Regions from separate parts of the Mus musculus genome. Here regions 1 and 3 are each linked to region 2. Evidence: chromatin loops called from intact Hi-C (ENCODE). Cell type or tissue: gastrocnemius. All regions are shown on one strand. Each heading gives the region's core, and the rest is flanking DNA. Links, peaks and the distances in the headings are about the cores only.

Region 1 (7,575 bases), core at 1,269-6,268, 160 kb after region 2:
GTTCAGATTTAGTAAAATAAAAATCAATGCTCCGGTGAGAGAGTGAAGCAGAGGCGGAGGTCCCAAGATAAGAAGTTGCTGGATCTGTAGGCATGCCATTTAGCTAGATCAGACACATGGCAAGGAGCACTGTGTGAACCAGATGGGAGCACGTCCTTAAACAGCCAGGTTCTGCTTCGTGTTGTGTCTGACTCAATCTGAGATCAGCCTGCTCCATGTGCTTTGGGTAGGATGGAGACAGTTGAGCAGCCGTTCTCGGGGATGGTGTTTGGGTTGGTACAAGCAAACTGAACGAGAGTCCTGCAGTTCAGAGGTACCCGTGAGGAGCTGTTTAAGATAGCTATCAGTTCAGGAAGAGAACTTCATCTGTGGCCCATGTTACAAAATTAGCAAAAATTCAGACCTTGTTCATCTCATGGGCTGCATGCAGATAGGACAGGGGAACGTTTATCAGTAAAACCAGGGTGAACGTTTTTCTGTCCTCACATAGATAATGGCAGGGAGATGGTGTGTCCCTAGCACCATGTGTGGAGTAAGTAGTAGCTTACAGTCCTCTTCAGACCCAAAGAGCATGTGTGTACAAGGAGTAGAAAGCATTTATATTATCAGAGGAGGGGACCAAAGCAGGAAGGGTGGACAAGGATAGCCCTGTGGGCTTAAAAAGTATCAGCGGTGCTAGGACGCTGTCTCCAGCCCGCAGACATTTCGGACCCACCCTTTCTCTGCCCGACCTTCCTGCTCTTTATTTCTACAGCACTATCACCGTGGTACCTAAAAATTCAGATCTGCTCATTAAGTTCAAAAGGACCCCTGAAGCTGAGCTTAGAGAAGGAGCCACAAAATGAAACAAACTCCTGGGATGATGGGACCTGGCAGACACGGAGAAGAGGAGCCAGCATCCAATATTTATCAAATGCCCACAGGGTGAAAAATCTTATTAGCTGCCTGGAAACTTGGAATAATGAGTCCCTGTTTCCTGCCCTTGAGGACTTAGAGCCTCTAAGGCAACCACAGGCTTTCTGCAGTGCATCCGTAACGTTAGGGCAGTCCGTTATTCCAAAGCTAGTCCTTGCCAGAAGGAACACTCATCTCCAAAGGACACAACGGCTCAGCCCAAGCTGTACTGAGGGCAAACCACTTTGGGAAGGGAGTCATCAATACAGAGACTTGTTTAGCGGAAGGATTCATGGGGCTCCCAAAACTAAACCAAGAGTCTCAGGGCGGTGAGAAACCGAGGTCACTGGAGGCAAGATTCACAAACTCTGTTCAAATGATAGCCAGAGAGGCCAGATCCGTGGTTCTAGCTCCCATTTTCCCACCACTTCCACAAGTACTCTAAAAAGAAGACTTAATCTTGGGGCTGGAGAGATGGCTCAGCAGTTGAGAGATTTTACTGCTTCTATAGAATCTGGATCCCAGCATCTACACTGGGTGAATCAAGGAAAATCAACACCCTATTCGGGGTTCCATGGACATGACCTCAATCTCTCTCTCTCTCTCTCTCTCTCTCTCTCTCTCTCTCACACACACACACACACACACACACACACACACACACACACACACACACTAACTACAAGAGGGAGAGGAAGAAGGAAAGAGGGAGGGAGGGAGGGAGGGAGGGAGGGAAGGAGAGAGAGAGAGAGAGAGAGAGAGAGAGAGAGAGAGAGAGAGAGAGATCTTTATTTGAGACGGGGTTTCTCTTCCTATCTCTGACTGTCCTGGAACTCACTCTGTAGACCAGACTGACCTTGAACTCACAGAGATCCTCCTGGCTCTACCTCCCAAGTGCTAGGATTAAAGGTATGTACCACAATGCCTAGCTATAAATCTTTCTTAAATTGTTTAATCTTGTTCGTCTGATAAATATGGATCTACAGTTGTCTTCTTTAATAAATCTTTTTAAAAAGTATTTTCATTGTAAATTGTTTATTTGGGTTTTTTTTTGTATTTATTTATTTTATATATGTGACTACATTGTAGCTGTCTTGAGACACACCAGAAGAGGGCACTGGATCTCACTACAGATGGTTGTGAGCCACCATGTGGTTGCTGGGAATTGAACTCAGGACCTCTGGAAGAGCAGTCAGTGCTCTTTTTTTTTTTTTTTTAAGATTTATTTATTTATTATATGTAAGTACACTGTAGCTGTCTTCAGACACTCCAGAAGAGGGAGTCAGATCTTGTTACAGATGGTTGTGAGCCACCATGTGGTTGCTGGGATTTGAACTCTGGACCTTCGGAAGAACAGTCGGGTGCTCTTACCCACTGAGCCATCTCACCAGCCCCCAGTCAGTGCTCTTAAATGCTGAGTCATCTCTCCAGTCCTACAGTTGTCATTTTCTTTAATTATTTATTTATTATATGTAAGTACACTGTAGCTGTCTTCAGACACTCCAGAAGAGGGAGTCAGATCTCAATACGGATGGTTGTGACCCACCATGTGGTTGCTGGGATTTGAACTCTTGAAGAGCAGTCAGTGCTCTTAACCGCTGAGCCATCTCTCCAATCCTACAGTTGTCTTTTAAGCCACGAATCAGAATATGATTTGACAAAATATTTCAAATTATCCTAATATTTTCAAATATTTCTAGAAGCAACAGACTTTTTAAAGGATGTGCAGTGAGTATGAGCACACTGGAGTCTATGCAGAATGTATCTCATCAGAGACCCCACCACTGGCAGCAGAGTACTGAAACCAGGGCTCTCCCTTAAAAGCCTGGGGCTGGGGACTGCAGAGCAAAAGGGGTCTGCCTGGAATTCTCCCATGACATTTTCACACGGTCTTTATTTCCAGAGAGTGAAGTTTTGGATCAAGGTGGTGGTGGTGGTGGTGTTGCTGCTGCTGCGGCTGCTGCTGGGGCTGCTACTGTTTGTTTTGGTTTCGTTGGTATTGGTTTGGTTTGGTTTTCGAGACAGGGTTTCACCGGCTGGCCTCCCTTTATAAACCAAGCTGGTCTCGAACTCAGAGATCCTCCTGACTCTGCCTCCCAAATGCTGGGATTAAAGGTGTGCGCCATCACGGCCTGGCCAGGGAGCAAGTGTTAATCTCCAAACACCTGCTTTCCAGGAATTCATTCCCTCAGCCCAATTTTGGTTCTGAATCTCACACAAAGCATCTGCGTATCCATCGTCCGTATGTACTTAAAAAGGTGGTTGTCCTTGGACATTTTATTTCTTCTAAAGTAAACTCCCTGTTGCCTTCTGATAGTCTTGGTTTCCGGCCCTGTGTTTTAGAGTGCTTCTTCCAAGCTGTGCTGATTGACCGAGCGGCGACACTTCTTTCTAGCCATGACTCTACTAGAGTCATGGCATACATTGGCCACTAGGGGACGCTCGAGGTTCCCTTAATTCACTCTAGTTAAGCAGCTAGGATGGATGGTCAAGGGCACTAAGATTTGAGCCAATGTGATTTGCATTCTCCCTCTCTCTCTACGGGAAGCTCCTGCCTCTGGTCTTATCAAAACATAAAAATAAAAATAAAACATGCATACACAGCGCCGCATTATCTTTCTGAACCAGCTTTTCTTTTGGTTCACACTGAAACCGGATTAAAACGGAAAGCTATTTCCTACACAAAGCTAAATCTAGATCCTGAAGCAAGGTTTAGCATCATGAGATGGCTTGGGGTTTAGACAAAGCCCTGGGCATCTCTGTGTTGAGGTTTGACTGAGGTGGGAGGAGCCAGAGTAGAGCGTCAGTATTTGTCTCAGTTTCTGGACTGTGACTGCCATGTGACCAGCCGCCTTGAGCTGCCTCTACACAGTTCTAAATAAACCTTTCCTTCCATAGGCTGGGTCTTTTATCATATCAATGAGGAAAATCACTAATACATCTCGGAAGTCAGAAGGAATGGGATTTATTTGGATAAATAAGGCTAGGGTGTGACCCCTAACCTTTGGGTCCTGTCAAAGCAGTTACCTCACCAAACCCAAGAGACTACAGCACTTATACTGTAGAGCCTGTGTGCTTAGTTGTTCTCCCTTAGGAAGATTCCTGCTCAGATGCAAATTTGCCAATAGTTTTTCCTCGACATGACTCTTCACAGCCAGACATGCCGTTAAGCTCTGTGACACGCTATTCACACAGTATACCCATCTAGACATTGATCAGAAAAGCCTCCAAGGGCTTGGTCCTTATCTGACCTTCTCCAGACAGATCCCAGTGAAGGATCTTATCTTGCCCTTGGTGGGGCATCCAGAACCAGCCTCGAGTGACAGGAGCTACTGTGTAGCATGTGACCTTTGGCCTGCAAGCTTGAGTCCCCAGCAGAGTCTGCTCAACTGTAAAGCAATACAGAATAGCCAGTGTGTAATATGTATATAATGTATATAATATGTATAATATGTATATATGCCCAGAGAGACCTTCCCTTCAGGTAGCTATTGAAGTTCTGTGGATTCACCCTGCATCCACACCCTGCACGTGTTCTTCCAGCCTTTCTAATCTTCTTGGTATGTTGTAGCAGGAAAGGGATGACCTAGCCTCCGGTGGGACTGCCCCGCCTGGAGTACCTATAAACACAACACCCTACCACAACCTTGTGTCATCCCCTCCAGCGTCCCGGAGCAGGGTTTATCTGCCAGCTTCAGGATGAAAACAAAGCCCACCCCCACTCTAATCGCGTTGCTTATTTGAAGACTGAGTTCCTTGGTTGTCACACCTGTCGCATACTACTGTAAAGGCAAGAATGCAAAGAAAAAAATACCTAGAGGACTATATGCATTAACACATTGATTTCAAGTTCTTAGGGATGTTAAGGGAATCCCATAGGCAAAAGGCACGCACGCCCTTCTCAGCTGAGTTTGCCCTGGACAACGTAGCTGGCTTGGCTCAGGGGCTGCCTCCAGCTGCCCTGCACCACACTGGACCTTGCAGCCCTGCCCAGTTCTGCCCCGCGCCCTGAGCCCCGGGGCGGAAAGCACGTCCCCGGGTCATGAACTTGGGCTTGTAACTGAAAGGCCCCCAGGAGTTTGGTCCCTAGAGCACCTGAGCTGAGCGTTGCAGGGGCCTGCTGGAGCACCCGGGATCCTGCAGTACGAGTGACGCCAAGGGCACTGGCCTGTCAACTATCCTAAACTGCCACTGTGAGACTGCGCACGCTCGGGCTCCGGTGCTCGCAGACAACAGGTGGCGCCACACAGCCACCAGCAGAGAACCAGGGAAAGGGTCTCCTGCTTTCACTGCAGGAGGCACACCAACGGGGTAAAGGCAGACTCGGAAGATAATCGTCTAATGAGAGAAAGAAAAGGTTAAAAGAAAAAAAAATCCATTTGACACTCCCAGATCAATTTAAAAATTTAGAGGAGACTGGGGAGGTGGCTCAGAGGTTCATAGCACTTGCTGCTATTGCAGAGAACCCAGGTTCAATTCCCAGCACATATATGGTGACTCACAACCATCTACAGATGCTTCCCGTCCCAGAGGGTGCTCCTTCCTGATGCCTGCAGGCAACAGACACACACCATTTGCACGGACACATTAGACAAAACATTCAGACACATAAAATAAGTCTTGTTTGTTTGTTTGTTTGTTTGCTTGTTTGCTTGTTTCTGTCTTTTTCCTTCCTTCCTTCCTTCCTTCCTTCCTTCCTTCCTTCCTTCCTTCCTTCCTTCCTTCCTTCCTTTTTAAAATGAAACTTAGAAACACACAGGGAAAGCTGTAGGCGACAACGGCACTGAATATCCAGAACACGAGTAGCAACAGAGATTGCTGTTTAAGAAAATGAGGTGGAAGTCCTATCACATGCCTGTAACCTGTAATTCCAGAACTAAGGTTTAGGCAGAACACCAGCACTCCAAATTCCAGACCAGTGGCAGCCTGGGGTACATAGGAAACTCTGTCTCAAACAGGGCAGGGATGCAACAGGACCCTCAACCTCAATAGACCCTGAGACCTTAACACAGCTGACCACATGATGTTAGGACCATTCGTGCTGTAAAACTCAGCAGGTACAGAGCACCACCTGCCAGAACTAAAACAGACCTAATCCACCAAACTCCATAGTTCCTAGCCATGGTGGCACACACCTTTATTCCCCACACTTTGGAGGCAGAGGCAAGCAGATCTCTGAGTTCCAGGCCAGCCTGGTCTACAGAGTGAGTTCTAAGATAGCCAGGACTACACAGAGAAACCCTGTCTCCAAAAACAAAACAAAAACATTTTTTTAAATAAAGTCCATAGTTGTGGGAAAGTCTACGTGCACTAACCTTGCTCTTTGGCTTCTATAATTCCACTTCTAACTAACTGTCCTTGTTAACTGAAGTATCTCAACCCAGAACATGGTTTGTTTGTTTGTTTGTTGTTTGTTTTTGTGTGTGCTTAAAAGCTCAACCTGAGTGCTGGAAAGATGTTAAGAGCACTGGCTGCTCTTGCACAGGTCCTGAGTTCAAGTCCCACAACCACGTGGTGGCTCACAACCATCTATAGTGAGATCTGGTGCCCTCTTCTGGCAAGGAGGCATACACACGGGCAAAACATTATATACATAAATAAATAAATCTTCACAACTAAAGAAAAAAGCTCACCATGAGGAAGGCTCTTTGTTACATTGGGATCCCAAACACTTAATGTAGTTGCTGGCCTGCTAATGAAGACTTTCTATTAGCTTAAATCTGTGTCTGAGCTTACCTCTGGTGGATACCCTACAACAGAGAAAGAAGTGTGTGTGTGTGTGTGTGTGTGTGTGTGTGTGTATGTGTGTGTGTGAGATTAAACACACATTTTTAAATTTATTTATTTATTTATTTAAACACACATTTTAAATTTTATTTATTTATTTATTTATTTATTTATTTATTTATTTATTTATATGTAAGTACACTGTAGCTGTCTTCAGACACTCCAGAAGAGGGCATCAGATTTTGTTACGGATAGTTGTGAGCCTCCAGATTTTGTTACGGATAGTTGTGAGCCTCCAAGTGGTTGTTGGGATTTGAACTCAGGACCTTTGGAAGAGCAGTTGGTGCTCTTAACCGCTGAGCCATCTCACCAGCTCAATGCTATCCCAAAAGTCCCCCATACCCCCCCAACTCCCCTACCCACCCACTCCCACTTCTTGGCCCTGGCGTTCCCCTGTACTGAGGCATATAAAGTTTGCACAACCAATGGGCCTCTCTTTCCACTGATGGCCGACTAGGCCATCTTTTGATACATATGCAGCTAGAGACAAGAGCTCCGGGGTACTGGTTAGTTCATATTGTTCCACCTATAGGGTTGCAGATCCCTTTAGCTCCGTGGGTACTTTCTCTAGCTCCTCCATTGGGGGCCCTGTGATCCATCCAATAGCTGACTGTGAGCATCCACTTCTGTGTTTGCTAGGCCTTGGCATAGTCTCACAAGAGACAGCTATATCAGGGTCCTTTCAGCAAAATCTTGCTAGTGTATGCAATGGTGTCAGCGTTTGGAGGCTGATTATGGGATAAATCCCTGAGTATGGCAGTCTCTAGATGGTCCATCCTTTCGTCACAGCTCCAAACTTTGTTATTTATTTTTCAAGACAGGGTTTCTCTATGTAACTCCAGCTGTCCTAGAACTCACTCTGAAGACCAGACTGACCACAAATTCAAGAAATCC
Region 2 (7,575 bases), core at 1,060-6,059:
CACAGGCCATTCTAACAAACATTCACTGTTCATAACTAAGACCTCTAAACTACCTACATCTCCACTAAGACAATGTAGTTATTTATCAGTGTAATATGTACATAGTAAGAGTGAACTAATAAACTATATGCAACAATATAGTTTAATCTCAAGAACAAACTAGTGAACAAGTAAGACACAAAAGAATATATTCTGAGTAAGCACGGCGCTGCAAACTCTCCTCCCAGCATTAGGAAGGAGAGGCAGGTGGATCTCTGTGATCCTTTCTGTACTTTGTATGAAATACAAAAACAAAACCTGTTAAAAATGATAGAGGTTTTAGCAAAGTAAGCATATGGAAGTAGGTGATTCTGGGCACAAGTTATATATCTCTGTTCATTTTACAAACTCATTACGCTGCACACTAAAATGTGTGACTGGATGCATCTCTGTAATAACTCTGACACCTTGTCTTTGAAGTACAGAATTCAGAGTTCAGCTATGACTAATATGTTGTTGATTTCTTCTAAATAACCAGAAAAAAAAGTAAACTTGATAAATTACCTCAGTCTGAAAATGCCTTCCAAATAATCCAGGAATTAATATCGTTTTAAGAATAAGAAAGTCATACTATGCCCCAAGTATTTGAATGTGGTTGAGAAAAATGAATCATACCACAGACAGACAAAAACCTTTGAGCCCAGCACATTACAGAAGGACCTCTCTCCCCATGGTCTTCTGGATGTGGAGATGTAATCTGGAGATACCAAAGTATTCCCGCAGGAAAAGGCCTCTAAAGAATCATGACCCTGTTTGTGAGGCCATTTCCCAGGAATGCTTTGTGAGGCACACTGCATAGGAATGAGAGTATCTGGTTCTTTTTAAAAGGCCAAGATGGCTCAGCATGTAAAGATGCCGTCAAGGAAGTCTGGTGACCTCAGTTCAATAGCAAGAATTGGTGTAAAGACGGACAAAGGGACTCAACCACACAAAGCTGTCATCTGACCTGCACATATACGCTGTGACAGGTACACACCCAAACACAATAACAACAACAAGTCACTTTCAAAAACATTGGTCTTTGAATATTTACTGATGGGTAGAGAAGAACAATTGTTCTTTTACATTTATTTAAGCCTATCTTCTTAGGCAAGAGTCTCGCACTTGCGCTGGTGACATCAGGTAGTCCAGGCAGCCCACCCTGTGCCCAGCCTGAGGCACAGGCTTTCCTCTCCAGGAGATGGAGCTTACCTGTAATCTCTTCTCAAGGAACTGCTTCCCACCTTCCAAGCCATATGAGTGCTCATAAGGATAACTCCAATCTCGAATCAAAAACATTAGCGTCTACATACAGAAAAAAATACTTGTTACAAAATCCTAAAATTACTTAAAACTTCCTCCTATATAAACAACGTTAATCAAGACTAGAATGAGTAGCTTGGTGGGTAGAACATATATGACTGTCACTCTTGATGAGGTCCTGGGTTCAACTCTCAGCACCAAAAATTTAAAAATAAAAATGGTTCCAGTAACCAAATAGTGAGTCTGCTCTCCGTGGTTACGATCAATGCCACTGAAAGCCCAGCCCAGCCCTGGCACCAACTGCTCAGCTCCTCTTGAGAATGTCATACACAGAAGGAGTCATTGGAGTACTAACACCCAAAGCCAAAAATGAACAAAAGTTATATAGGGAATCACCACTTTAAACCATCCTACACTTTTAGATGGCTAATTCCACACTGGTTATAGATTTGGTATAAAGCGGCCATTCTTACAAATGTCTTATCCCCACAGTATTTGACTTCTCAGCACTACTGGCATTTTGAACCAGGTAATTCCTTGTGCATGGCTGTCCTTTGCAGTATGGAGAACTATTTCTGCCCTCTGCATCACATGCCAGTAGAATTAGACACCCCACAAAACTGTAACAATCAAGACATCATGTCTCCTAAGTGGATAATCATTCTAGATTAGAAAAACCATAAACCAAACACAGTGTATTTTACCCATATATACAAAAGGAAGCCAGGATCTGCCCAACTGTTTCATAAAACTGATTGCCTAAAGCAGCTGTGTCAGATAAAAATGAGGCAAAATTAATGTAAGCCCACTAATATTATAGTCACTAGATGCACTCCACATAGCAACAGGCAAACACACTGACTGCTCCCTCCCAGTCCCTGCAGCCAAGAGCAACATGAGCAGCAGCCTGCAACCCTGAGCCTGTCTAGGAAACGAAGAGTAGCAGGGGCCAACTTCAACTTGTAAAACATCACAAAAAAGGAAGCCTGCATGACATTTTATAACTTTATCATGATACCGTCTTCATTTCGCTACTGTCTTAAGTTCTAGAATTAAATAACATTCGATGAAGAGAAGCACCCTCCACAATTTAAAATATTGCAAACAAATCTAGAGTCATTTCTGTGTTTCCTAGACAGTTGGGCTTCAACCAGTAGTAAGCTGATGATGATACAGCAATAGCGTTGTTCTGATTCTGGTGTCAAATGAGTTTATAATGTCCTGTGGCTTGAAGCTTCTCACAGGTGCATTTTTAAAGTGCTTACCTGAAATGGCTTCTGGTAGATCTCTTCCATTGCAAGTCTTCCATACTCTGTAAATAACTATAAACCATGTTAGTTAAGATAATGCCATCAAGGAGACTTAAAGATGTCATTTATAAAACTGTCTATATCAGAGTAGAAGTCAGTCTCTATTCTTATCTGAATCTCAGGCATTTCACTGGCTAATAAACTAGGTATATCAGAAATGTCCTCTAGTTAGCCAATCAATCATTTCTTTAAAGCCATACAAAATTCAAATATCTAAATATGAATTTACAATGAGAAAGAATTAAGTTTTAATACTTTGGCATATATTCTCTAAGACATACCTGTAGATGTTGAAGATCATCTTCTTGAATATTCTGAGACAAATTATATACCTGTTAAAACCAAATTTATTTTGTTTCTATTAGTGCTTTAATGAGTAATTCTCTTTTAGAAAGGAAGGTTATTTTAGACATCATCACAAATTAATCCCTTAGGCACTATATTAACCAGTAGTATATGGAAAGCATTTCCTTATTAAAGAGAAGCAGTACATGAAATTCATAAAGCATACATACTCATGGTCCAAGTGTGTTATGTACTGTCCTTCCCTGTTTCTCAGTCTTTCACACTATGCCAAGTCATTTTTAAAGGCCAAGCTGAAGCCAGGTGTGATGATGCACTCCTGAGATTCCAACACTTAGGATGTAGGGGCACAAGAGTCGGATGTACTCGAAGGCCACCCTGGACTACACAGTGAGCTCCAAGCCAGGGAGAAGCAAAGCTTGTTTCACTCCTTGCAGAAGTTGAAGAATATGAGGAGCAATGCTTAGAAAAATAAGTTTCTTCTTGGGACAGGATATACGTTCATTCAATAGGCTCTGGACTTTTTGGTTGTTTGGGTTTGTTCTAGATTTTTAGAAAGGATTTCCCTACTTAGTCCAGACTGGCCTCAAACTTTAACAATCCTCCTGCCTCTGCCTCCCATGTGCTCAGATTTCAGAGCACTGCAATGACTGGCACACACTGGCACACATGCACACATGCCATGGTTTTTTTTTTTTTTTTTTTTTTTTTTGCTTGAGTTGATGAGCCTAGGAAATGTGAAATGTTTACCAGGCCATGGAAACTAGTAAACTAGCAGTAGGTGGCACTATTGCCCTTTTTGGAATGTTCTGGAGGCTTTCCAAAACACAGAGCAGAACTAATAATGGTTGTTCTCTGTTCTTAGGGTTTGTCAGGTCTAGTCCTTCCATGACAGAGCATTAGGTGCTACAGTGACACCTACAGACACAACCTCTAGGACAGAACTCAGTAAATGCAGCGACTCCAAAGACACAACAAACAGGTGATAGTCTAAATAAACTCAAGAGGTCAAGAGTACAAACACCAATAGAGGATGCTTAGTCGCTGATTACTCCCAAACAAGAGAGCTAAAATATAAAAAGCCAACAGCATAACCAACCTATTCTTATCTGTGTGGGCCTAAACTTTAGAACACAGGTAAAGAGAGATGGGCACCTGGTATCTTAAATCATTGGGTGTCAGCATACTGTCTTGGACTCAGTAAGTCCTAAGAGTCTGTCTACCTGCCCAAAAGAAAAAAATGTTTCATCTCTTGCTCCATAACCCTGTACAGTCTCTAACTAGCTCCTGTTATGGAGCTCTCCACCTAACTCAACTCCCCAAGTGCTGAGGCACAGTACTACCATGCCTGGAAACCACGACTTAAGGAGGAAAACGCCCTTCCAAGGTCTGTAGAAAGTCGTTCTGAAGCTGGGACTGTAGCTCAGTGGCACACTGCTGGCATCTGTGACACCACATATTAATCCCTATTACCACCCCTCACTAAACAGACCTATATAAACTATATACTAATTATATATTAATAGTATAAGCACTACCTCACTTAGATGTCCTCTTTCACAATACACAGCTACATTTGAGATAGACAGAGTAAGTAAAATCCTCAGTTTATAGATAAAAAAGTGCATGGTGTAAGTGGTCCAAAACCGAATCCCCTAGCATCAAAAAGTTATATAAACAAAAGAATAGCAGCTAAGTTTAGGATGGAGCTCCTCCATTGTAATCTGCGAGGCAAGCCTCAAACTGTAACATCAGCTAAGCAGAAGAGCTAAAATGTGAAACACAGAGCAGGATGGCCTCTGCTGCCTCTCGGGATCTATAGTCACGCTATTTTGTGCAGGAAAAACAACAAAAAGAAAGAATTCTGCGAGTCCTCAAGAGCATCTCTTAGTGAGCAGTGACAGGATCCTTGGCCTGGAACAGAAGGTAGGCCAGAAAGAACTCCTCTGCACACAGTGACACCCAGGCTGCTTCGCGGCACGGACGGACGGACGGACGGACGGACGGACGGACGGACGGACGGACGGAGGAGGAGGAAGGGAGCTAACTGGGAAGCTTGTGCTTCTGACCTATGAGAAGCCATCACAGAGTCACAGGACACGCTGCAGGACTGCTTGTGAACCCTGACAGACCACTGGCACTGACACAGACAGTTTCCACTGAAGGACATGTTCCAATATCCTTTCTCATGGATTGTCTATCACCAGCAGGATCTAGGAGACCGCCTGCCCAGCATTAATTGTTGAGCCAGGGAGATATCCATACAAATGATCCCCAAAAAAGGAAAGGAATACAAAATGATGTCAACTGACCTCACCTAGATCACACAGAGATGTTCCATCTGAGGCAAGGAGAACGTGGTAGGACAAGGACAACCAGAGCACTGTGCATATGTAACGCAGGAGGACTTCACCCTTTCCAAGCCAAGCCAGTGCTACAAACCCCTATTGCTTGGGTTTTCTAAATTAAATATTGTTACTGAGTGATGGTGGCAGCACACGCCTTTAATCCCTGCACTCAGGCAGCAGAGGCAGACAGATCTCTAAGCTTAAGGACAGCCTGGTCTACAGTATGAGGTCCAGGGCAGCCATGGCTACACGGAGAAACCCTGTCTCAATAAAACATTAATTAATTATGGGGATTTTTAGTTCAAATAATCAAGAACTATCAGAGAAACCAAATAGAAAACTAGGTAGCTGTTTAATTATTTAGTATCTTTGTTTTGTTTTTGGTTAAGCAATCATGTGATTGATTTTAATTACCAACATTATTCAATAACTTTCCCCTAAAACTTTCTTACTTTTGATCTTAGGAGTAGGAACGTTTGCCTGAATGTGCACGGGTGCACCACACACCCCAGCAGCACTTGGTGTTTTAAAAATGAGGACACAGTGGGTAGGAAGTAGGGGATCGAGAAAACAGGATCAAGAATACTGTATGAAAACAGTTACCTGAGAAAAAGGAAAACTCAGAGCACAAAGCTGGGTGGGTAGGAGAGGGGTGGGTCTGGGAGAGTTGGGATGAAATCCTCAGAGAACTAATGAAAAGGCTGTTCTGCGATGAAAGCAGGGGTGGCTCTGACGTAACTTCATCCTTTACATCTAAGGCAAAGTCTATCATCTTACAGCTTAGTATCTAAGTAAGAAGAAATGCAGCCAGCTCTATCGTCTAATCCATTTTCCTTCCATCAAGTCTCTTCCTCGGTGGCTGCACAAAGGTAGGATTTTATGAACTGACAACACGCACGCTCACCTGCACAGAGCTGGTCATAGTGCTCAGAGCAAACACTGTCGCACAGTCTTTAATGGTTGACTGGCTATCAAAGGCACCCTGGGTATCCATTAGCAGCACAGCCACCTAGGAATTCGTTAAATTTAAAATACTTAGTAAAAGAATCACCAAAAATGCCTACAAAAATCATACATTAATAAAGTTCAAAGCAGTAATTAAGTCAAGAAAAGTATTTACATACCATTGTACATTTTAACATATTAATCATTAATAGTTTTGTGTTCTTTTAAATTTTAATACCAGAAAATTGCTCAAGAAAAGAATACAGGAGAAAATAGCAAAGTATAAGTAGAATTTTACTTTTGTTCCATTAGGTCTGTCAATCACAAACACTTCATTCCAAACTTGTATGCCTGTTGTTTCTCTTTCGCAACCACCTCGCCACGTAAAGCCAGTCAAGGGTTCATTGTTTCCACCAATCCAGCTTTGAGAATCCTGTTAAAAATCAAAGAGAAATGTAAAACAAACACAACTCACCCATTTCATAGCTCATAAAGGAGAAGAAGCCAACACCCAGAGAGAGAACACCCAGTCTAGCATTATGCAAACAGTCCTGTGCAGAGTGCTAGGAGCAGTCTCCTCCAATCAGCCTTTGTCACACAGATCGCAGCCTCCACTTAACCTGGCCATCTAGGTAAATGGGCTTATGTGCGCCTACTCCTCCTCTTCTGGCAAGCTTTTCTGTGTTTAAAGATGATAAAATATGGAAGCTACTTTAATATCTTGTTGTATAGAAGAGTAAAACCACGTCCCAGACAGCAGGCAGGACAGTGACCCTCGCCTAGAACAGTGTATACAAAAACACCTCCCACTGCTGGGACTGTCTCCTAGAACTTGTTTGGAACCCGATTCAAGCAAACTGGTTTAAGGGGTAAGGGGTAGGGGGTGGTTTTTAATGAAACAAACAGATATCTGGACTCCTTATGCAATAATGTTAAATGGATATAAACATTTTTCTTTTATTTAAGATATGTTTTCATACACTATATTTATTCTGAACAGGGTTTCTCTGCCAAATTTCCTCCCAGAGCTTCTCCACCACCCGATATCCAACTCCATGGCTTTTCTCTCTCTAGAAAACAAACAAGCAAATAAAAACGACAAAAGAAAGAAAGAAAGAGAGAGGGGGGGAGGAGGGAGGGAGGGAGGGAAGTAAGGAGGGAGGGAGGGGGAAGAGGGGAGGGAGGGAGGGAGGGAGGGAGGGAGGGAGGGAGGGAGGGAGGGAGGGAAAGAAAGAAAGAAAGAAAGAAAGAAAGAAAGAAAGAAAGAAAGAAAGAAAGAAAGAAAGAAAGAAAGAAAGAGGAAAAGGAAAAGGGAAGGAAAGTTAAGGAGGAAAAGAAAAAACAGGAAAAGCACACAAAATGACACTTTTTTGTGCACAAAAAATAGA
Region 3 (7,575 bases), core at 1,269-6,268, 140 kb after region 2:
TCTTTAACTCTGGCATTCTTCCTAGGCTCGCCTACATAATAAAAGATGATATCCACATCTCTAGACCCTTAATCACATTCGCAAAGACTCTTCTACCTTGCAAGGGAACTGATTCATGGGTTCTACAGCTTAGAAAATAGACCCCCTTTAAGGGACCATCGTCTTGCCTAACAAATACCTCACAAAAGCATCATTGCCACCCTGTGTCTCACTCAGAGTCACCAGCGCATTTCCAGTTGCACAGGAAGTATTTGATGAGGATTAAAAGAGAAAGAGCAGAAAATAAGGGGGGAAAGAGGAAGATGCCCTTCCAGTAGGGCTTCCCGAGGGACAGAATGCCACCCTTTTAATTTGTCACCTCTCCAAAGCGTTCTCTGTCTTAATTTGGGTTTTACTGCTATGAACAGACACCATGACCAAGGCCACTTTTATAAAGGACAACATTTCATTGGGGCTGGCTTACAGGTTCAGAGGGTCGGTCCATTATCATCAAGGCAGAGGAGCATGGCAGCATCCAGGCAGGCAAGGTGCAGGCGGAGCTGAGAGTTCTACATCTTCATCTGAAGACTGCTAGCTGAATACTGACTTCCAGGCAGCTAGGATAAGGGTCTTAAAGCCCATCCTACAGTGATAGACCTACTCCAACTAGGCCACACCTACTTCAACAGGGCCATACCTTCTAATAGTGCCACTCTCTGGGCCAAGCATATTCAAACCACCACATTCTTAGTCTATCTATTTCTTTCTACCCTTATTCTTGATCATTGAGCCTTTGCTCTTGCTGATTCCTGCCTGGAATATTATCTTCTCGTTTGGGAGGGAGGGTGGCATTAAGTTGATCTCATTTGAAAGACTAGGATGACCCAGAGTTCACTATGTGGTCCAAACTTGTCTTGAACTTCTGGTGGTCCTCCTGCCTCGGCCTCCCAGGTACTAAGATTATAGGTATACCACCATACCTAGCCAGTTACCTCCACTCCTCCATGACCCCTGCACAAAGCACTTTGAACTTTGCATCTCAGTTAAGATGCCCCCTCCCCCAGGAAGCCTTCTCAGGCTTCCAGATTAGGGTTTCTATTAGGTGTCCCAGTAGGCCTCTATCACATGTGGCTATTATGTGAGTCCTATTCTCAATTGCTGGTTCACTGTCTGTTTCCAGCTCTGAGCTATAAGGTCCTTAACAGGAAGAGCCAGGCCACCTCCCTGTTCTCTAAGTTCACAATGTCAGTAGGTAATACCTCGACCATCAGCCTACCTCACACTAGCCCTAGGCTCACAGGCGTAATCCCACCATACCTGACAACACTTGCTTTTATTGAAAGCCTTATCATCAAACCTGCTTTTGCTTTCTGCAGCCTTGGCTCAGGGCTCTACCTTCCTGGGTCTGCTTATTACTTTATGACTGGCTTGATTGGAGGGAGGAGTCAGTGACGAAAGGATTGGTGACAACATCAGTGATTACTGTCCTAGGGGAGGGAGGGGACGAATACTGAACTGTGTTTGTCCCCTGGCCTCAGCTCTGGAAGGCAACTGGGGACAAGGCTCTGGCAGGGAGAAAGAGCTGGGAGGTTGTCCAAAGTGGAGATCTAGAGAGAGGCTTCCTTGCATGGGTCCCATGGGCAAGGCTGCACCTGCTGTCTAAAATGTCCTCACTGGTTGGAGCCAAACTCCAGACATGTAATAAGAATTCCAGGACACACACATGCATTGGCAGCTGGTCATCAGACATCCTAATGATGTGTGAGGAGACAGGGCCAATGTGACGGGTTCAAGCAGGCAAGCATAGCTGGGGTGGGGGTGGGGTGTTGTCCTCACTCCTTCCCCTCCACCCCCTGTCTCATTTCCTCCCCCTCCCCTCTCCTCTGTACTTCCAAATGCCAGATACACTCAAGGCAGGCAGTGCCACCAAATGTCCAGCCCCATTAACAAGTGTCACAACTGATGGAAGGAAATCATTACAAATGACTTCAGTCAGACCTGGTGGGGCAGGTCTGAAATCTTGGCTAAGGAAAGAGGATCAAAAGTTCTAAATAAATACCCCCTCTTGGGTTGTATTTTTTTTTAAAATATGTGGCTAGTTGGGCCAACAAGATGACCCAGGGGGTAAATGATTTTGTTGTCAAGCCTAAAGATCTGAGTTCAATCCCCAAAGCCTACGAGGTGGAAGGGGAAAAAAAATCACCTATAGATTGTCCTCTGATGTTCACATGTGAGCTGTGGTACACACACACATACACACACAAGCAAACACACGAGCACACATACATGTACACATATACACACATGCATGTGTGCACACACACACATACACACAGACAAATTATAAATAAATAATATAAAGCAATGTCCAATACTGGTCTGGGCAACTTAGTAAAGTGCTGCTGCTGAGGATGTTGCTAAGTAACAGAGCACATACCTAGATGTCTGAGGTCTTAGATTCAGTCACAGATACTGGGGGTGGGGTGGGGTGGGGTATGTAGCTTTAATTCTTGAGTTACAAAATAATAATCTATCTCCAGTTGCTGATGTGACCAAAACAAGTCATATGAAAAAATACTTACCAACTCGGTTCCTGTAGCCAAAAACTTAAGTAATTGCCTCTTTCTCTTTCCTCTTTAAAATTCAGAGTGGGGCTGGTGAGATGGCTCAGTGGGTAAGAGCACCCGACTGCTCTTCCGAAGGTCTGAAGTTCAAATCCCAGCAACCACATGGTGGCTCACAACCATCTGTAATGAGATCTGATGCCCTCTTCTGGTGCATCTGAAGACAGCTACAGTGTACTTACATATAATAAATAAATAAATAAATAAATAAATAAATAAATCTTAAAATTCAGAGTGAGGGCTGGAGAGATAACTCAGCAGTTAAGAGCACTGGCTGCTCTTTCAGAGGATCCAGGTTCAATTCCCAGCACCCACATGACAGCTCACAATAGTCTTTTGTTTAGCTCCACACGGTCTGACCCCATCTTCTGGCCTCCTTGGAGACTGCATGCACACGGTACACATACATACATGCAGTCGAAACACTCATACACACACACAAAAAAAAACCCAAATCTCTTTTAAGTTCCTATCAATGGCCCTCTTACAGTCTTTGTTTTGTTTTGTTTTGTTTTGTTTTGTTTTGTTTTGTTTTGTTTTGTTTTGTGTGTTTTCACTTCCCATCTACATGAAAAGTTTGTTTTGGTTTGCTGTTTTCCCAGCTTTCTGATATCCCGTGGCTCAGCTGGTTTTGCTCCCCTTGACGGCTTCTTTTCTTCTTTCAAACACTTGTCCGGTACACTCTTCTCACTGTCCTGTTGACATTTGAGAGAGTCTCTGGAGCAGAAGGTATTTCCACAGCTGAGCCTGGAGAGCCGCCCCTCAAGCTCCTGGTGTTTCCACCCCTCTGCATCTTCCCAGTTCCTTGACCAACCTTGTGGTTTGCACCAATCTTTGGGGTTTGTGGTGGTCGCTCACTTTCCTTTAGCTTCCCTGATTGTCAGTACGATTGCGCTCCTGCGTGCTTGGAAACCCTTTAGATCTGTGTTGTAACTGCCTGTAACCTCTGCCTAGTTTTGTTTGTACCTTTTTCCTTCTCAGTCTTTAGTTTCTCTTAATATGCTTCATTTTTTGGCACATTGACGGCTTTGTTTCCTTTTTGACTGTTAGCTATATGCCTTTTTTTTTTTTTTTTTGCATTCTAACTATGGCTGTTAAAAATGCAAATGACTTTTTTTGCATAATGATCTAATTGCCTCACCTACTGAGGTGCTCATTTCAACAACTCTAGAAATTTTTTATTCTCCTTTCCCCCACCCTCACCCACCCAAAAAAAAAAAAAAATTCGTCGTCAAAGGCTTACTCCTGGTTAAATTATATTATGGAAATTGCTAGGTCGTGCTTGTTTTGAAACCTCCGGCTCTCCTGTCCTCTGTCAGATAGGACAGCAACGCCCCCTTCTGGAGGCCTGCCAGCAGAACAGCACTGTCCTGGACATGTGATGGTTGTGTTTGCTTAGATCCAAGAGCCAGACTTCCCAGCCTAGCTCGAGGGTCACCTTCACTGCTACAAAATGCCCACGAAGAAGACTCGGCCACCTGCACTAGAACAAAGGACCCGATTCGAGGCTGACCTTTCTTCATTGGCCACATGGAGAAGAGAACCCCACACTGAGAAAGAGGGTTAAAGTGAAGCTGCTCCCTCGCCCACCTGCACCCCACACCCCTGCCCTGTGCTCAAGCTGAGCCCCAACTAGGTTTCTGTCTGAAGTGACCACCTGGACTGATGGCTTTAAAGACGTTGGGTGGCTTCAAAGCTCCATGAGAGCCTGCAAATATATATATATATATAGTATAAAATATATTTTATATGTATTATTTATATATGTGTGTGTATATGTATAATATATTATATATGTATATATACACATACACACATATATATTTTCTGTAAATTGTTGGATGTCAGGTCATCCTTAATGTTGCTGGAGGAGAGATGGAGAAGAGACAGAAGTGTAGGAAAGGAGCAGATACCCATGTATTGGGCACTGGCCACTCTTGGACCTTAAACAATAGCATCGCATGAAAACTGATGGTGCCCTGGGAGTCAGACAGATTCAAGTTCAAATGTCAAGCTGGATTCCAGCATGACATAGTCAACTCATCCAAGGTTAGCTGTCTTCCTCTGTCTAAAGAAGAACTTGCTTCTTTGTAAGACTTGAAATGATTGGGCTAAATTTAGATAAAGAGGGGCTGTGTTTAGGGTCCACCGAAGGATGTGCAGAGTCCTTGAACGGTCACACAAGGAAATCAATGAGTCACTTCTCTGGGTTAATGGGGTGTTGAACACTTGCCAATTGTGCTTTTTTCCCCCTCCTAGTGAACCAAGAAATGAGTTCCCCTGAAATGAGAGACAGCCTCTAAGCACTACAAGTGTTCAGATTGGAATTTATTTACAAATATTAATACACTTTATGATTAGGATAGCCCTGTGAGCTGGATAGAAGAGGCATAAACCAGGCAATGCCTCAGATAAAGAAACAGAAGTTCCAAGAAGCACCAAGACTTCCTAAAGACCAGCGTTGGATATAAGAGTGCTGACAGGAAACTGTGTGTGTCCTTTCCAGGATCCTGGCTGACTAGGGCCCTGGGTCATTATCTTTCTCCTGTCCCAACAACTAGACTCTGGCCTGGGGTTATAGCACAGCATTTAACCTGCTTCCTGGACAGGCCGAACCTCTTTTTATAGGATAAATTGATCATTCCATTCCCATCAGCAACAGTTGCCTGACCCATGTGACCCTCCCAGTCTCCAGGGCTTTCCTGCTAACAGTTGACCGGAGAGCTATTGTTTTTATTGTTCTGTGTTTTACGGGGACTGCGGTTCTGTGCGTTGGCCTGAACTGGAAAGTGCCATCAGATAATGGTGGAGAGGAACCAAAGGTTAATAGATAGAAGGGGGGGGAGGGGGCAAAAGAAGCATTTTAGAGGAGTCCGCAGATTGTTATTTACATGTAAAGTGCCTGCTCTTCTCTGCTGTGGTCATGAGAGTGACCTTGCCTTTGTACTGTTGGTCTTTGTGACCATGCCCATCTCTGTTTCATCCTCTAAACACCTGGCCTGGCGTCTGGCACACAAACCACTGACCCATCTTCTCAGAAATGCTTCCTCTTCTTGCTTTCAGTAAGGTCCAGCGTGTCCACCTCCACTCCTCAAAGCTGTCTCTTTCCATGAGGTCAGCCAGGGACGACTCCCTGTCCCTAGAGAAATACAGTATGAACAGGAAAAGCCTTTGAAGAAGAAAATTAAGGGAAAAGCTGATGGATGGTGATAGAGTGCTTCCCTGCTGGTGAAGTGAGCCCATTCTAGCCAGCCTGGATTACATTTTAAAGGCAGTTGTACTTGGAGGCTGCTCTAGGGTGGGTGAGTTCACTGGCCCGAAGGTCAGGGAAGTTGCTATGGGAAGGGAGGGGAGGTAGGAAAAGAGAAAAAGAAAGAGCGAGCAGGCAAAGAGAGAGGGGAGAGAGAGAGGAGAGAGGAGAGAGAGAGAGAGAATGGAGGAAACCAAGTCTCTGGATTATATAGAGAAGAACATCTTGGGGAAGGGCGGCCTAGCCCCTGCGCTGGAAAGTTCAGGGTTAGGGGCAGGGTATGCCAGGCATCGAGTGAGGGATGCTGGGAGGCCAGGTCTGCTGTGATGTGCAAAAATATGCACCTCAGTCCCTTGTCCCAGGGTCTGAAACCAAACACACACGCGAGATGTGACCAGTCCTGTGAGAGGCCTAAACAGAAATATACTCCTAGAACATGAAACATGGTCTTTCTTGTACAAAGGAAGAAAGATCAGTATCTCTAGGAGATACTGTACACCATCGATTTGCCAAATTACTTATGCTTGGCTTGGTTTGGTTTGGTTTGGTTTGGTTTGGTTTGGTTTTGGGGTTTTTTATGACAGGGTTTCTCCATGTAGCCCTGGCTGGCCTGGAGCTTGTGCTATAGACTGGCCTCCGACTCAGAGAGCAGCTTGTCTCTGCCTAGGACTAAAAGAAAGGTATTAAAGGAGACACTACTATGAAGCTGTCAGACTCCTTTAATACATGCCTGGTCTGAGAGGCAGAGCAACAAACACACAGCATTCACTCACACAGACACACACACACACACACACACACACACACACACACACACACAGACACACAGCATTCATTCACACAGACACACAGACACACAGACACACACAGACACACACACAAACTGTTAAGGCTCAAACCCCACACAAGTAGCTACCATACTTATTAACACACTTCAAAGCTGATGCTGGCCCCCAGGTTCTCCCAGCATCCCTTGGTCCCGACCTGTTATAGTTATAGTATCCTCCTGCCTAGCATACCTGTCCCTCTATCCCGAACTCCCGGCTTCCCTCTGGATAGTTCCTTTGGCACCTATATAACTCAGCCATTTTGGCTACACCAGTCTCTTGGCCAGACTCTTACCGCAGGCCACCCGTCTTGCTCCTTTTCCCCTCCCCCTATCCTCGCATGGCCTGTTCACTCTGGAGTTTGCCAGATGTCTCTACCTTTGGCTGTTTATTTCCTTTTATTTCTAGCTTATATTTCCAGTCATGTTCTCCTTTTATTTCTTTTTTTTTTAAATTCAAACATAATAAAGATCAAATTTTAAAATAATAAAGATCAATATTTACACAATAATAGCAACAGTGACAGGAGCTTGGAGCAGCCTCTTCTCTATGCTATGCTGCATGGAAGGTCAGCTAGTGTCTTCTTCAAAAGAATGGTTTGGGTTTTGTTTCTCTTTTCGCAGGTAAAAACCCACAATGGGGCTTAGTTGAAACATTGTAAATTTTCCCTGATAACAGATGTGATTTTGAAATGCTCACCTCTTCTCTGGAAGGTTGCCAAGGTTCTGCCACAGGTGGCCTCGGATTTTGTCTGTTCTATGTTCTGTGACCTGCTGTTTTTTTCCCCAAGCTCCTCAGACACATCAAAGAGAATGGCTGCCCAAACTGAGGCTGCCGGCTGAAGAATAGAATCAGATCTCTGAAGAACTGGAAGAACAAGCCAAAACCCTGGGAG

What was found. Peaks named below come from ENCODE experiments on the same cell type or tissue, not always from the same donor. Only the 100,000 strongest peaks of a DNase experiment are listed, where the experiment ranks them.
Region 1: a loop joins it to region 2, with 2.6 times the contacts of the local background. A loop is called at or near these places in 18 of 42 quality-filtered maps.
Region 3: it touches region 2 in a loop (3-fold over the local background); 19 of 42 quality-filtered maps call a loop at or near these places.

Annotation. Positions count from the first base shown.
Region 1 is chr17:80,014,270-80,021,844 of GRCm38, forward strand. No RefSeq gene overlaps it. Among named protein-coding and RNA genes, the nearest start is that of Gm22215, 15 kb to the right of the region's middle. In gastrocnemius, for the core only: CTCF peaks have their summits at 3,323 (motif pointing right) and 5,131 (motif pointing right); DNase peaks (open chromatin) are centred at 3,323 and 5,059; H3K4me3 peaks cover 599 bases; H3K27ac peaks cover 392 bases.
Region 2 is chr17:79,858,557-79,866,131 of GRCm38, forward strand. It overlaps Atl2 (atlastin GTPase 2), which reads right to left. Exons shown (of 13, transcript NM_019717.3): 3 at 6,486-6,620; 4 at 6,147-6,251; 5 at 2,873-2,923; 6 at 2,547-2,603; 7 at 1,231-1,323. Among named protein-coding and RNA genes, the nearest start is that of Atl2, 34 kb to the right of the region's middle. In gastrocnemius, for the core only: a CTCF peak has its summit at 3,672 (motif pointing right); a DNase peak (open chromatin) is centred at 3,693; H3K27ac peaks cover 645 bases.
Region 3 is chr17:80,001,068-80,008,642 of GRCm38, forward strand. No RefSeq gene overlaps it. Among named protein-coding and RNA genes, the nearest start is that of Gm41625, 23 kb to the left of the region's middle. In gastrocnemius, for the core only: a CTCF peak has its summit at 3,944 (motif pointing left); DNase peaks (open chromatin) are centred at 1,614 and 3,949; H3K27ac peaks cover 1,337 bases.